3 separate regions of the Homo sapiens genome follow, and regions 2 and 3 are each linked to region 1. The links are chromatin loops, found by intact Hi-C in ENCODE. Cell type or tissue: CD4-positive, alpha-beta T cell. All regions are shown on one strand.

Region 1 (2,500 bases):
ATGTAGAGAGGCCCAGAGGGTGGGACACATGGAGAGGGAGGGGAAGAGAGGAGAGACCACAAAGAGTACCAAGGCTCCAAATATGTGACTGAGGAAGCATCCTGCATCTTCACCCACCACAGCTGACACTATATGGATATATGGATTAGAAAGGACCCACCTAACCAAGACCTTCCTGAACTCCTGGTCCACAAAACCATAATGTAGGACAAATGGTTATTTTAAGTTAATAAGTTTTGTGGTAGGCTGTTATGCATTAACAGATAACAGAAAAACCCTGTTGGTTCTCTATTGTGACTCTAAACTTGGTGGATTAAAATAGCAATAATCATTTTATTATTATCTCTTGTCATTCTGGAGGTTGACTGGGCTTGGCTAGGTGGTTGTCACCCATGGTCTCTCATGTAGCTATGGTTGGAAGGTGACTGACTGCTGAAGTCTTCATAAAGGCTTCCTCAGTCTCATGACTGGTGGCTGACGTTGCCTTTTAATTGGGGCCTCAGCTGGGGCTCTGGTTGGAACACCTATGCAAGGCTTCCCCATGTGGCCTGGGCTCCTCACAGCATGGTGGCTGGGTTCCTAGCACAAGCATCCCTAATGAGCAGGCAGAAGGGCATGGCAGTTTTAAAACCTAGTCTTGGAAGTCACAGAGCATCACTTCCATTGTATTTTGCTGGTCAGGGCTGCCACAAAGTTCCACCCAGATTCAAGAGGAAGGGCTATCAACACCACTGGTAACATAACTAGGAGGAATGTCAATCTCACACTGCAAGAAAACCTGTGGGATGGGAGAGATTGTAGTAACCCACTTTGGAAAACCTGCCACACACACCTGCTGAACCTTCTTTACTCGCTGAGTTTTCAGCATGGGGCAGGAATGCAAGAGAGGAAGAAAAGAATGAATGTTCAACTTCGGAGTTTCAAAATCAACTTGTAAGCCCATGGCAGAGAAAAAACCCTGAAGAAATGTTTATGAGCCTCAGAGTCTCATTTTCAAGTATCAAAAGCTTAAGATCTTTCAAAGATTCAGAAACTAAAGTTCGTACTATAAGCCACAAGACTACATGACTGGTTAGAGATGTTGGGTTAGGAGCTGGTGAGTGTCCTTGAAGAGGGACTCTGCCTGCTCTCCTATCCCCAGCCATGCCCATGGGAATTTGAGAGTAGAGGGAACCTGTCCTCTGCTTTATATCTGGAAACTGAGGGATGCCAAAGCCACACAGAAGGTCCCTAGTCACCTTGGCACAGGAACAGCGGGGTACAGATGCAGGTAAACTGTTTAGGGCAACAGCAGTTTTTCCACAGAGCTAGCAAATATTTTTGGGGAGGGAGAAAGAACAAACCTGACCCCATGTGGTAGTGACAAACATCAACAGAAAAGAACAGGCCTCTGCAGACTGCGCCTGTTTTCATGGGGAGGGTTGCCATGGAAGCAACTAAAAAAAAAAAGTCAAATCTCCATTCAGGTTTCCAAAAGCACCTTGTAAAAATGTGAGACTGTGGTGTGGTGTCCATATTCATCGCTGCATTCTCTCACTTGCTGAATAAGCAGGTCAGAGGCATGCACAGAAATTAGGTTGCGGCCATTGGTTTAGACAATACACAGTACATTTAATGAGGAAGCTTCTCTCCTACTTGGCTCCCTCTCCAGATCTCCTGCTTGAGCTAAACTGATAGCCAGCACTTAGCTTTGAATCCTCAGAATGTTTTTCCCTCTCTACCCATCTGTCTGATTCAGACATCATACCTGTTCATTTCACAGGGGGACAGGTATGTCCTGCCCATTCCTCTCCCGCTGCTCACACCCTGCTTCAGACACGCTCCTTCCTCTCACCTACCTCATGAGTCTCTCTAGAGAGGTTTCCTTGCTTCACAATCAATTCACATCTCACCACCAGCTCTATCTTCCCTCCTTTCATTTTTAGAAGTCTTCAGGGGTTCCCTATCATTTCAAGACAAAAATTCTAAGTTTTTCTTTTGGCACTGTAAAACCTAACTACCTTTAGAAACTTATGCCCCACCGTGTATAGAAAGAGTAAGATTGAATTTGGTTTCGGCCTAACCTGGAATGTTAGTTTTGCCACCTGGTATCAGCATAAGCAAAGCTTCCTCTGTACTTGGTAAACAAAGAGAAGAACCTGTAAACATTCCTATTTGGAATCCTTCATAAATGCTCTTGGAAGAATCTATTACTACATCTGATTATTCCACTGGACTATGTTCAGTGGAACTGCTAGACTTCTAAGCTACTGTTTGAAAATAACTTCAGCTTGCTTTATTAAAAAACTACAGAGAGGACGGCAATTTAGTGAAATGAATTCTGATGATGTAAATGTTAACAGTATCCGAGTTGTTACCTCTGAGTCCCTGTCCTCCTAGGGTGAAGAGCACATAGAGTTGGGAACATTCAGCCACGACTGTCTCATCTTTATAACTGCTTTAATTACAATCGAGTACATCATTAAAGTCAGAATCACAATGTTTTAAGCTCATTAAAATA
Region 2 (2,500 bases), 96 kb before region 1:
TTGGCTGTGTCCCCACCCAAATCTCATCTTGAATTGTAGTTCCCATAATCCCCACATGTTGTGGGAGGGACCCCGTGGCAGGTAATTGAAGCATGGGGGGCGGTTACCTCCATGTTGTTCTTGTGATATTGAGTGAGTTCTCATGAGATCTGACGGTTTTTTAAGGGGCTTTTTCCCTCTTTGCTTGGCACTTCCTCCTTCCTGCTGCCGTGTGAAGAGGGACATGTTTGCTTCCCCTTCAGCCATAATTTTAAGTTTTCTGAGGCCTCCCTAGCCCTGAGAAACTGTGAGTCAATTAAACCTCTTTTCTTTATAAATTATCCTGTCTTGGGCAGTTCTTTATGGCACTGTAAGAACTAATACACCATGCAAGTCAGGCTGTATTCTCTCTGCCTCCTTCCTGTCCCCTACCTCCTCTGAGCAAGTAGGTCTACCACCCTGCCAGTCTCAGCTCAGATGTCACTTTGTCTGGGAGGCCACAGTGCCCTGAACACTTTCCACTGTTGTGGTACAGCTATTTCTTTAATGTCTACTTCTCCCATGAACATAAACCCTAGGACATAGGTGTTTCATCTGTTTTAGTCACCTTATGCTCTCACCACCAATCACAGTGCCTAACCCAGAGAAATTCAATAATAGTTTTTATAATTCATTATATAAGACCTAGCAGAGGCATCTCTCCAGGGTAAGGACACCAGGGGAAGCTTGAGGAGCTGATGCCAATGTCAAAGTCACAGACACAAAGAACCAGCAAGACAAGAAGGAAACCAAATAAAAACCATCAGCCTCCCAGAAAGAGAGCTCCTCCTTGGTTTCCTCTTAAGATTACCTTCTGTAAATTACTTAGGCTCCTTACCTACACAATTAGGAGAGGTGGAGTAAACTCAGTCAGTATATGCTTAACTCTGAGTGGTCTATGCTGGGCTGTCCAAGCCTGTGCCATGCTCACTGGCCCCTCCTGAGGGACACAGCCTTGCAGAGGGGGCTTCCCTAGATAGCATGTGACGACCCACCCACCCTGGCAGTCTTTCATAGGCAGGTCAGCAACAAAAAAGTCGTTGCAATAACTGAGCTAGGATCATCAGACACACTCATGTTCTGGTATCTGGCCTTATCCAGTCTGATGTCAATTTAAAAAGAAAAAATCATGGAAGAAACAGAAGCTGATTGCTTACAATAAAGGGCTACCACTAATTATATTCTCAGGGTATTATCAAACAGAGCTTGAAAAAAAAACTGAAATGTTTGATAAGATGTAGAAGGGGTCATGGCAAGCCAAACCCCTGGGCAAAGCCACGTTATCGGGGAAGAGCAACTATGAAGAAGCAGAGGACACTGGCCAGGAGAGCAGTGAGACACGCAGGGAGAATCCCCGGCCGCTGGAGGCGCTCAGCATGGCTCACGGCAGGGAGGGAGGGCACAGCTGCTGCAGTTACTGATGCTCTCCCCCTTCTAGCCACACACAGCCACTTGGGGAAACAGGTTTTGTTTTGTTTTCTTCCCCTGAGGAAATATCCCTTTCTGTTAACAGAGCCCAACTTCAACCTGCCTGTGTGGCTTGGACTCACCAAGCTGTGGTTCAGCAGAGTCTCGGCCCTAAAATGGCATCTGTGCTCACGAATCAGGCAAAGGTCAGGTGGTGGCCTAGGGCCCCAGGGCTTTCCCACTGGCACACACACGTGCACCTCCTGGATCCCTTTGAGATGAGAGAGGTGCAGGCGATGAAAATCAGGCTCGGCAACCTCTGCTGCTCCACCACCTACACACATGTGGGATGGAAGCACCGCTTCTGCCCCACCGTTAAGCCTCACTAACGGGGACACAGTGCAGGCTGAGTGAAGGAAGAAATGGAAAAAAAATTCTAAACATTTAATAATCAATCACTTAGGTAACTAGTATTTGATATTTAAAATGAGAGGGATCTTGAAATTCTATTGTTCGGAGAAAAACTGATAACAGGAAAATAAATGATGCATGAGGATATGTGAGATCAGGCCTACTTAACTACATTTTTACCTTCAAATGAATAAATGTGAAGAAATTAAAGAACAGGAAAGGCATGGGAAAGATCTTAGTATCTTCCGAGGTTTGGGTAAAACAACAACTACAACAAAAAAACCCCATAATTAACAGTTAAACTAAAAGCTTGTTTTCAAATAAATGTAAAGTGGGCTCATTAAATCATCCCAAGCTGCAATTTGAAACGGAAGTAATTTACCCCTCACAGCTGTCACATGATTAAGAAATACTAAATGTATAAAAATAAAAATGAAACCTTTTGTCCTCATTATATTCAATGATTTCATGTTTTCTTTTTCAGAATAAATAAAAGACAATATCCTAACATACAGCATAACTCTTTAGAGTTAAGAACTTGTTTTTGTTTATTTGCTTTCTAGGTCTCGCTGCCTTCTAACAACCACACTCTAAAATTTCTGGGGCTGCCAGATACTCTTTCCCCCTTACCTGGGCACTAGAACAAGAATGTTCTCACAAAACT
Region 3 (2,500 bases), 330 kb before region 1:
ACATCGCCCATTATCTCTCCATACCACCCCCCAAAATTTTCACCATCTCAACATTTTACTGCTATCTAGTTTTATTTTTCGTATTAATATAAGAAGACAGGAATGTCAGGCCTCTGAGCCCAAGCTAAGCCATCATATCCCCTGTGACCTGCACGTACACATCCAGATGGCCAGTTCCTGCCTTAACTGATGACATTCCACCACAAAAGAAGTGAAAATGGCCTGTTCCTGCCTTAACTGATGACATTATCTTGTGAAATTCCTTCTCCTGGCTCATCCTGGCTCAAAAGCTCCCCTACTGAGCACCTTGTGACCCCCACACCTGCCTGCCAGAGAACAAGTCCCCTTTGACTGTAATTTCCCTTTACCTACCCAAATCCTATAAAATGGCCCCACCCCTATCTCCCTTCGCTGACTCTCTTTTCGGACTCAGCCCACCTGCACCCAGGTGAAAGAAACAGCCTTGTTGCTCACACAAAGTCTGTTTGGTGGTTTCTTCACACAGATGCGCACGAAATTCCCCACTTGGCATCTCTTTGCTTATACTCAAAGGCAGCCTGAAACCCAGAAGTGCACACCGAAAATGAATAGAAAGTTCCAAGATAAGAGTTCTGTCTCTGGCCTAAGGAATTGTACACTTAAAATGGTTAAAATGATCAATTTTCATGTTACATATATTTTACCACAATGAAAAAGAAAAGTATTGGAAGAAACAAATTGAAGCTGCTTTAAAAAAAAATCCCTGCCCTAATAAAGTTTGGAGTGGGAAAGGGGGATTCTAAGGGTCAGAGAGAATGGGAAAATCCCACATACAGTATTCTTTGCTTTATTTCCCTTCTCTTCTACCCCAGTCTTCAGGGAATAGTATGGCAGTAGCATTGGCGTCAGCAGCATTGCAATGGCAGTAGTCTTTTGGAAGGCATTTAATTAAATTAATTTATTTAATGATCTATTTATTTTAGAGACAGGGCCTCACTCTGTCACCCAGGCTGTGGGAAGGCACTTTAAGCTCAGAGGGAGATGAACACTTTGTTCTGAACAGAGTTGCTTTGGTCCCAGAAGCATGGAGCAAATCCCCATTGCTTTTATTTTCTCTGTGTCCTCTGGCTGCTTGGACCAGGATGCGGAATGCAGCTGGGAGAAGTAAACAGCAGAACTAAACCAGGAAACTAAAACCCCAGCTTTCTAACTGAAGAACTGGTAAGACAGACCCCAGGGAGCCAGAAAAGTGATAAAGTTATTGCAAAGAAGATGGAGATCAAGTGAGATCCCCTAAAGTTTTGTATGAGCGCTGTCTGCTTGCCTCTAAACTGCGCATGTGTGAAGCTGACCCTAACTGGCACATCACAGGCATTGAGAACTGAGCTACAAGATAGACTACCGCTTAGGCCCCAGATTGGCCACTGGGTGGCAGACACAAAGACCCAAATTGAACTGGAAATGTGTGAAACCTGAACTGACATTGGAACTACAGCCCACACAATGCAGATCAGAACTTGCAACCTGACCCTAACTAGGGCAGTTGACTGTTAAAGAAAAACATCAACATTCTCCTTATGACTTAAATAATGCCCAGGATCTGACAGCATAATATTGAAAATGTGCAGGATACAATGCAAAATTACTAGGCACAGAAAGAACCAGGAATATCTCCACTTGCAAGAGAAAAAAAAATCAAGTGATGCCAACACCTAGATGATACAGACATTAGGGTTCACAGAAAAAACTTTAAGGCAAGTTTTATAACCATGCTTTGAAAGTAAGGGTGAATGAATGGAAGGATATATATCAGGAAAGAAATGGAAGATATAGAGAGGAAATGAATGGAAATTTTTGAAGTGAAAAATACAACAATCAAAATAAAATATTCACCTGATGGGTTCAATAGGGAAACGGAGATGACAGAGGAAATAGTGATAAATCAATAGAAATTACTGAATCTAAATGACACAGACAGTAAAAGACCGACAAACAAAAAAAGGACAGTACAAGAAAACTACAATCCAATATCCTTCACAGACGTAGGCACAAAACTCCTCAACAAAATACTAGCAAATTTAATTCAGCAATGTATAGAAAGGATAAAACATCATGACCAAGAGGGTTTATCCCAGAACTGTAAGGTTGACTCAGTACTCAAAAATCAGTGAAGCTAATTTACCATATTAATAGTCTCAACAGGAAAAACCACATGGTCATATCAATTGATGCAGGAAAAGTATTTGACAAAATTCACATCCATTTATGAAAAGAATAGAAGGAGGCTTCTTCAAACTTGTAAAGGTTATCTACTAAAAATCTAGAGTTAATATAACACTTAATTATGAAAGGCCGAATGTTTTTCTCCTTAAGACTGAGAACAAAAAAAGGGATGTCTACTCTGCACTCCTATTCAACATTGTAATTGAAGTCCTAACCAGTACAATAAGGCAAGATATGAAAATTATGCACAGCTTGGCATGGTGGTTCACACCTATAATCCCAGCACTTTGGGATGTCA

Evidence for each region. A loop is a pair of places that touch in the nucleus more often than their neighbours do. Peaks named below come from ENCODE experiments on the same cell type or tissue, not always from the same donor. Only the 100,000 strongest peaks of a DNase experiment are listed, where the experiment ranks them.
Region 2: a loop joins it to region 1, with 3 times the contacts of the local background. A loop is called at or near these places in 15 of 110 quality-filtered maps.
Region 3: a loop joins it to region 1, with 6 times the contacts of the local background. A loop is called at or near these places in 17 of 110 quality-filtered maps.

Annotation. Positions count from the first base shown.
Region 1 is chr18:35,025,458-35,027,957 of GRCh38, reverse strand. It overlaps a transcript of MAPRE2 not described here. Among named protein-coding and RNA genes, the nearest start is that of MAPRE2, 15 kb to the left of the region's middle. In CD4-positive, alpha-beta T cell, a CTCF peak has its summit at 1,355; DNase peaks (open chromatin) are centred at 517 and 1,377; H3K27ac peaks cover 530 bases.
Region 2 is chr18:35,121,938-35,124,437 of GRCh38, reverse strand. The region is part of intron 4 of MAPRE2 (microtubule associated protein RP/EB family member 2); the gene reads right to left. Among named protein-coding and RNA genes, the nearest start is that of MAPRE2, 82 kb to the right of the region's middle. In CD4-positive, alpha-beta T cell, no CTCF peak of the experiment used is centred here; a DNase peak (open chromatin) is centred at 1,397.
Region 3 is chr18:35,354,155-35,356,654 of GRCh38, reverse strand. No RefSeq gene overlaps it. Among named protein-coding and RNA genes, the nearest start is that of ZNF24, 11 kb to the right of the region's middle. RefSeq lists enhancers at 1-479, 1,132-1,652 and a silencer at 1,311-1,490. In CD4-positive, alpha-beta T cell, a CTCF peak has its summit at 1,395 (motif pointing right); a DNase peak (open chromatin) is centred at 1,374.